2 separate regions of the Homo sapiens genome follow, and region 2 is linked to region 1. Evidence: read pairs that join two places in POLR2A ChIA-PET (ENCODE). Cell type or tissue: Panc1. All regions are shown on one strand. Links, peaks and the distances in the headings refer to the core of each region. The heading gives the core; the rest is flanking DNA. Region 1 overlaps FRMD3 (FERM domain containing 3). Region 2 overlaps RASEF (RAS and EF-hand domain containing).

Region 1 (2,924 bases), core at 239-2,738:
CTTTTTCATTACTCTAAATATGTTGTACTAATGCAGCCACATTGAATTTTTGCACATGCCTGTTTCTCTTTAAGATACCATTGTGTCCGAATGTACAAGGGCTGCTCTTATCTTCTAGAAACACAGCTGCTTAAATTATACCGGGCAGGCTTTCTCTTAAGGAAATCTCCATTGCAGATAGTGTAGCGAAGATAGAGATTCAGTGGTCTGTATATTTTTGCTTCGAACCCTGAAATTTTTGAAAACCACATAGTGTAAGGGTGGAAGGGTAGACAAGGGAAAGTGATTCTGTATCGTCTAACATTCACTGTTTTATAGAACTGCAATTTGAATGTACAAGGTGCTCTTTGTGTAAGAGCAGGAGACATGTTTACCATTCAGCTCAAGGCCAGCGTTGAACAGGGTCATTGTGCCTCCTCCCTAGCCTCTCAGCAAGGGCCATGGCCACGACCGTCTGCATCCACCTGGAGCTTGTTAGAAATGCAGAGACTCAGGCCCCTCCCCAGACTACTCCATAAGAAGCTACATTTTAATAAGATCTTCAAGTGATTTAAAGGCACATTAACGTTCAAGAAGATTTACTCTTGACTGGCATGGTCCGATAGAACTTTCTGTGATGATAGAGATGTTCTGTATTTGCAACATCTGATAAGGTAGACACTAGCCATATGTGGCTGGGAACTTGAAACAGGGCTAGCAGAGCTCGGGGCCGCGGCTCATGCCTGTAATCCCAGCACTTTGGGAGGCAGCGGCAAGTGGATCACCTGAGGTCAGGAGTTTGAGACCAGCCTGGCCAACATGGTGAAACCCCAACTCTGCAAAAATACAAAAATTAGTTGGGCATGGTGACACAAGCCTGTAATTCCAGCTACGCAGGAGGCTGAGGCAGGAGAATCGCTTGAACCTGGCAGACGGAGGTTGCAGTGAGCTGAGATCACGCCACTGCACTCCAGCCTGAGCGATGCAAGCGAAACTCCATCTCAAAAAAAAAAAAAAAAAAAAAAAAAAAAGAAACAGGGCTAGTGCAACTAGGGAACTAAAGTTTAAATTAAAATTTAAATAGCTACATGTGGTTCGTGGCTACCAAATTGGGGCAGCACCATATGAGACTCTAGGAGGCTTTGCTTATAGGCTTTCTCCTGATGGCAGTGTTGGTGCCCCATCCCTGCCTGGAGGTAATCAGTCCTCCTTGCATGGCCCAGGGTTACCACCGCATGTTCTGGGGTCCTCATCTATGACTGTGGCTCTGTGCACAGTCCCTGGGATGAGTGCAAGAGCCTCAGCATTCCTGACACTCTTGCTTTCCTCTCTGGAGAATTTCAGCTGGTTGGCCTCAAAATTAGATAGGAAAATAAACTTAACAATGAAACACCTGCATTAAACAAATGCAAGACATTCAAAACTATCCTTGTGTAATTGTGTTATTATTCCACAACTTTCTGAAGATCAGAGTACATACTGCTCTACCTTGCTCCATCTATAATGTATATATCTTCAAAATATCGAAATTGGTGCTTTTTTATTGGCTTTACTCTTCTTTATATTACTCTGTCCCCATGGAGAACTCGAGTTCAAATAATTTTAGTTGCTGTTCCCTGAAGAGGCCTTGAGAAACTTTGGCTTCTAGGTCTTTGCTTAAGCATTCGTTCCCTGGCCTGGTGGCCTAAGCAATCCTCCATCGGAGGCTTCTGCTACCTAAACATCACCTTTGTTACTGTGATGGTTTAAGCAAGTTCTGTAACTTTAAGACTCCTTTATTTTTCGCCTCTTCATGCTGATCATCTCTAAACATTGTTCCAAACTTAAAATTCTTTTGATCAAATTTGGCAACACACAACACTTCCCAGCTGTTCCCTGGTGATACATGGCTAAGTGATGATGCAAACATCTGTTCTGGCTGGAGTCACTCTCATATTTTACCAAGCAGAGTTCTGTGATCATTTGTCCCTCCCTCCCACCATCTGATCCTGGGGTTCTGCTGAGGTGAGGGAGATTGAAGAGCCATTTGGTGAAGGAAAATGAAGCTTGCTATGAGAGGAAAGAACGTTTATTCTAACATTAAACTATTTACTGACAAATGTCCATTTGCTTACACTTCAGAAATGTGTTTTCATCAGGTATAGCGGAGCTTGTCATCGCCTTATGTTTATTTTTGTCCTTAAATATTGCTGCTGATCAAGAGGCATCCACACTTAGACATAACCTAAGAGTGGGAAGGGGCTAGAGTGATCATTTCATCATATGGAGGAATGAAGAGCTTTCTGGGAATTGGTGGAAGAGTCAGGTTAGGAACTTGGATCTTTTGACTTATAGGTCTCTTGAGGGTCTTCAGGAGGCCCATGGGCCCCTGCGATTTTTTTGTTTTGTTTTTTTGAGACAGTCTCACTCTGCTGCCCAGGCTGGAGTGCAGTGGCACAATCTTGGCTCACTGCAGCCTCTGCCTCCCAGGATCCAGCGATTCTCCTGCCTCAGCCTCCCGAGTAGCTGGGATTACAGGCATGCACCACCACACCCAGCTAAATTTTGTATTTTTAGTCGAGACGGGGTTTCACCACGTTGGCCAGGCTGGTCTTGAACACCTGACCTCCGGTGATCCACTTGCCTCTGCCTCCCAAAGTGCTGGGATTACAGGCGTGAGCCACTGCACCTGGCTGGCCCCTAAAATTGCAGCAGTTTTGTGTGTATGTTCAGTGTAGAGAGAGTCCATTAGCATGTGTGAATTGCATGCTATCTATTCTTTTGAATTCCCCTGACTTTAGTGGTTAGTTTGACCTCCAACTCCTTACATTTAAGATAAGGCCTACAGAACATTTGCTGCATAATTATGCTACTCAGAAAAGTTAGATTTCCTGGGAAATAACTTTGTATCAAACCATTCTGCCATTGGCAACTGCTGGCTCCAGGGAGGAGAGGGCAAGAATGTT
Region 2 (2,924 bases), core at 90-2,589, 400 kb after region 1:
GCCTAGGTATTTGTGGTAACAAGCATCACAAACTGGGTGGCTTAAACAACACAAGTTTATTTTCTCACAGTTCTGGAGGCTAGAAGTCTGATATGACTGTATCAGCAGGGTTGGTTTCTTCTGGGGCCTGTCTCCTTGACTTGCAGATGGCTGTCTTTTCCTGTGTCTTTACATGATCTTCTCTGTGTGTATGTCTGGGTTCCTATCTCTTTTTATAAGGTGACCAGTAAGATTGGATTAGGAGCTATTCTAATGACCGCATTTTAACTTATTTACCTCTTTAAAGACCCATTTCCAAATATAGTCACATTCTGAAGTACTGGGATAATAAAGGTACTTCATGATGTTGTGGTGAGCATTTGAAGAGAGGATGCATATACATTTCCTTACACATTACCAGGAATATGGTGACTACTCGCTACGTATAACTATTTTTATTACAATTATAAATTGTATTCTATCTGACTGTCTTCTTTTCCAATTGTGAGATGGCTGTCTGCATGGCTTTTCAGTTACTGAGGCCTAGGATTATTGTCATCTTTCTTGCGCCCTCATAGCATCTTAAAATGCTGCCTTCAACAGAGTAATAGGGCAAAAGCCCAAGGAATGTTGATCAAGTGGGTGGGTATGAATTTTGTGCTCAGGATTTCTGAGTGGTCTTCTGTGGCTGTTGCTTTGGTGTCACACCATAGATGGCTGTGAAATGCTCTCAGACTTCTTGGTTCCTGGAGTGGCCTGCCCAAAAACTAGACGAGCACCTGGAGAAGAGTAATCTCTCCATGTCAGGGGCAGGAGACAGAAGTTGTTGTGCATTGTCAGGGGAGAAACTGTAAAATCACAGAACCAGATCACCAAACATAAGAATTATCCAAACGTTGGAGGTGATTTTTAAATCAGGCAGTGTGTCAAAGTGATTGGCTTTCCTGCAATTATTAGCTATCCCCAACATTTCTGGACTTAATGAGAATTGATAGAATTATTTGATGCTGGTATTATGGTAAGTTATCATCTCATGCCCAAAGAATTGACTGTTCTCAAAATTTTTGGTATTTCTTGTTTCAACTGGTATAAATGTTCTTTGCTTTAAAAAGTGTTGCTACTGTCACAACCCGGTCACAGCCTTTGTTAAATACTAGCAAGCAGGGATCCACTAGGATCAGAAGAAGAAGGCCAGATTGCAGTCTCTGATATAAGCTGTCCAAGGAGGCCAATATGCAGCCCATCAATCCGGAGAAGCATGGATACGCTGGGGAATAGTGGGCTTATTAAGTCTACACCTGGCTATAGCATCCATCCATAGCAGATGAGTTACACAGGCTTCATTAACTAGACACAAAGGGTATATTATTCATACATCATGCTACATTCCTGTCGGTGAATCAGCTCTTAAACTGTGAGTCACGGACACCACCACCCTCACCAACTAGTTCCTTTATCCTCTTTCAGATCAGCTACTGAATCTGGTTAATTTTTCTTTTGAAATACCTCTGAAAATGTTTATCTTTTAGTAAAAGATTTTAAATAATAACTATGAGGACTGTCACAAATAAATAGTGTGATACAATAAGAAATATGTAGTTGGTCTTTGTCCCATCTTCCTGGAATACAGCTCCTAAAACCTTTGGAATCTCCAGAATGATGAGTGTCTTTTGTATGGTAGTGAGAAGGCTGGTAGCTGGGGACCCCTAGACCTTCAGGATGGGGGCTGAACATGATTAAGATTAAGAAAGACTGACGTGATTAGAAGGTTGGAACTTTCAGCCCCATCCCTGACCTCTGGGGAGGAGAGAGAAGCTGAAGATTGAGGTAATCACCATTGGCCAGTGATGTAATCTCTCATGTCTGTGCAGTGCAATCACCATAAAACCCCCAAAACAATAGTGTTTGGAGAACTGCTGGGTTGATGAACATACTGAGGAGCTGGGAGGGTGTTGTTCTGTGCACCCACACTCTGCTTCCATACCTTGCCCAAAGCATCTCTTCCATTTGGCCATCCTGAGTTATATTCTTTATGATAAACTGGTAAACCTAAGTCAAGTGTTTTCCTGAGTTCTGTGAGCCATTTAAGCAAAGTATGGAACTGAAGAGGGGGTCACGGGAACCCCTGATTTATAGGTGATTGGTCAGAAGTGTACGTGGCAACCTGGAACTTGTGACTGGTATCTAAGTGGGGAGCAGTCTTGTGGGACTGATCTCTTAACCTGTGGGGTCTGTGCTGACTCTGGGTAGTGTCAGAATGAAATTGGATTGTTGGACACTCAGTTGGTATCTGAAATGTTGGAGAATTGGTTGGTATGAGGAAAAAATCCACACATTTGGTGTCAAGAGAATTGTGACTGACATCAATGCAAATATATATAAAAATGTGAATTTATATGAAGTTACTTTTAGCTGACCGTAACATAATAGGTATATTCATTGCTGTGGTTTGGCTGTGTCCCCACTCAGATCTCATCTTGAATGGTTATCCCCATAATCCCCATGTGTCTAGGGAGAGAGCTGTTGGGAGGTGCTTGGATCATGTGGGCGGTTTCCCCCGTACTGTTCTCGTGATAGTGAAAGAGTTCTCAGGAGATCTGATGGTTTAAGGAGGAGCTCTTCCTCCTTCACTCCTCACTCTTCTCTCTCCTGTCACCATGTGAAGAAGATCCTTGCTTCCCCTTCTGCCATGTTTGTAAGTTTCCTGAGGCCTCCCAGTCATGTGGAACTGTGAGTCAGTTAAAAGCTCTTTTATGTATAAATTACCCAGTCTTGGGTATTTCTTTATAGCAGTGTGAAAATGGACTAATACACCCACTGTTATGACGATAAAGGCTGAAACATGTCTTATCAGGGGTGGATGAAACATGGAATTAAGTAACTGATTTAATGTTACCTAATTTTTCTGTAAATTTATATATCTTTCTATTAAAATTAAAAAATAC

What was found. ChIA-PET counts read pairs that join two places held together with the same protein. Peaks named below come from ENCODE experiments on the same cell type or tissue, not always from the same donor. Only the 100,000 strongest peaks of a DNase experiment are listed, where the experiment ranks them.
Region 2: POLR2A ChIA-PET joins it to region 1 with 6 read pairs; 1 of 35 experiments calls an interaction of 5 or more read pairs at or near these places.

What each region holds. Positions count from the first base shown.
Region 1 is chr9:83,421,672-83,424,595 of GRCh38, reverse strand. All of the region lies in intron 1 of FRMD3 (FERM domain containing 3), which reads left to right. Among named protein-coding and RNA genes, the nearest start is that of FRMD3, 120 kb to the left of the region's middle. RefSeq lists an enhancer at 248-542 and a silencer at 248-542. In Panc1, for the core only: no CTCF peak of the experiment used is centred there; no DNase peak of the experiment used is centred there; H3K27ac peaks cover 1,783 bases.
Region 2 is chr9:83,026,182-83,029,105 of GRCh38, reverse strand. All of the region lies in intron 1 of RASEF (RAS and EF-hand domain containing), which reads left to right. Among named protein-coding and RNA genes, the nearest start is that of RASEF, 35 kb to the left of the region's middle. In Panc1, for the core only: no CTCF peak of the experiment used is centred there; a DNase peak (open chromatin) is centred at 1,375.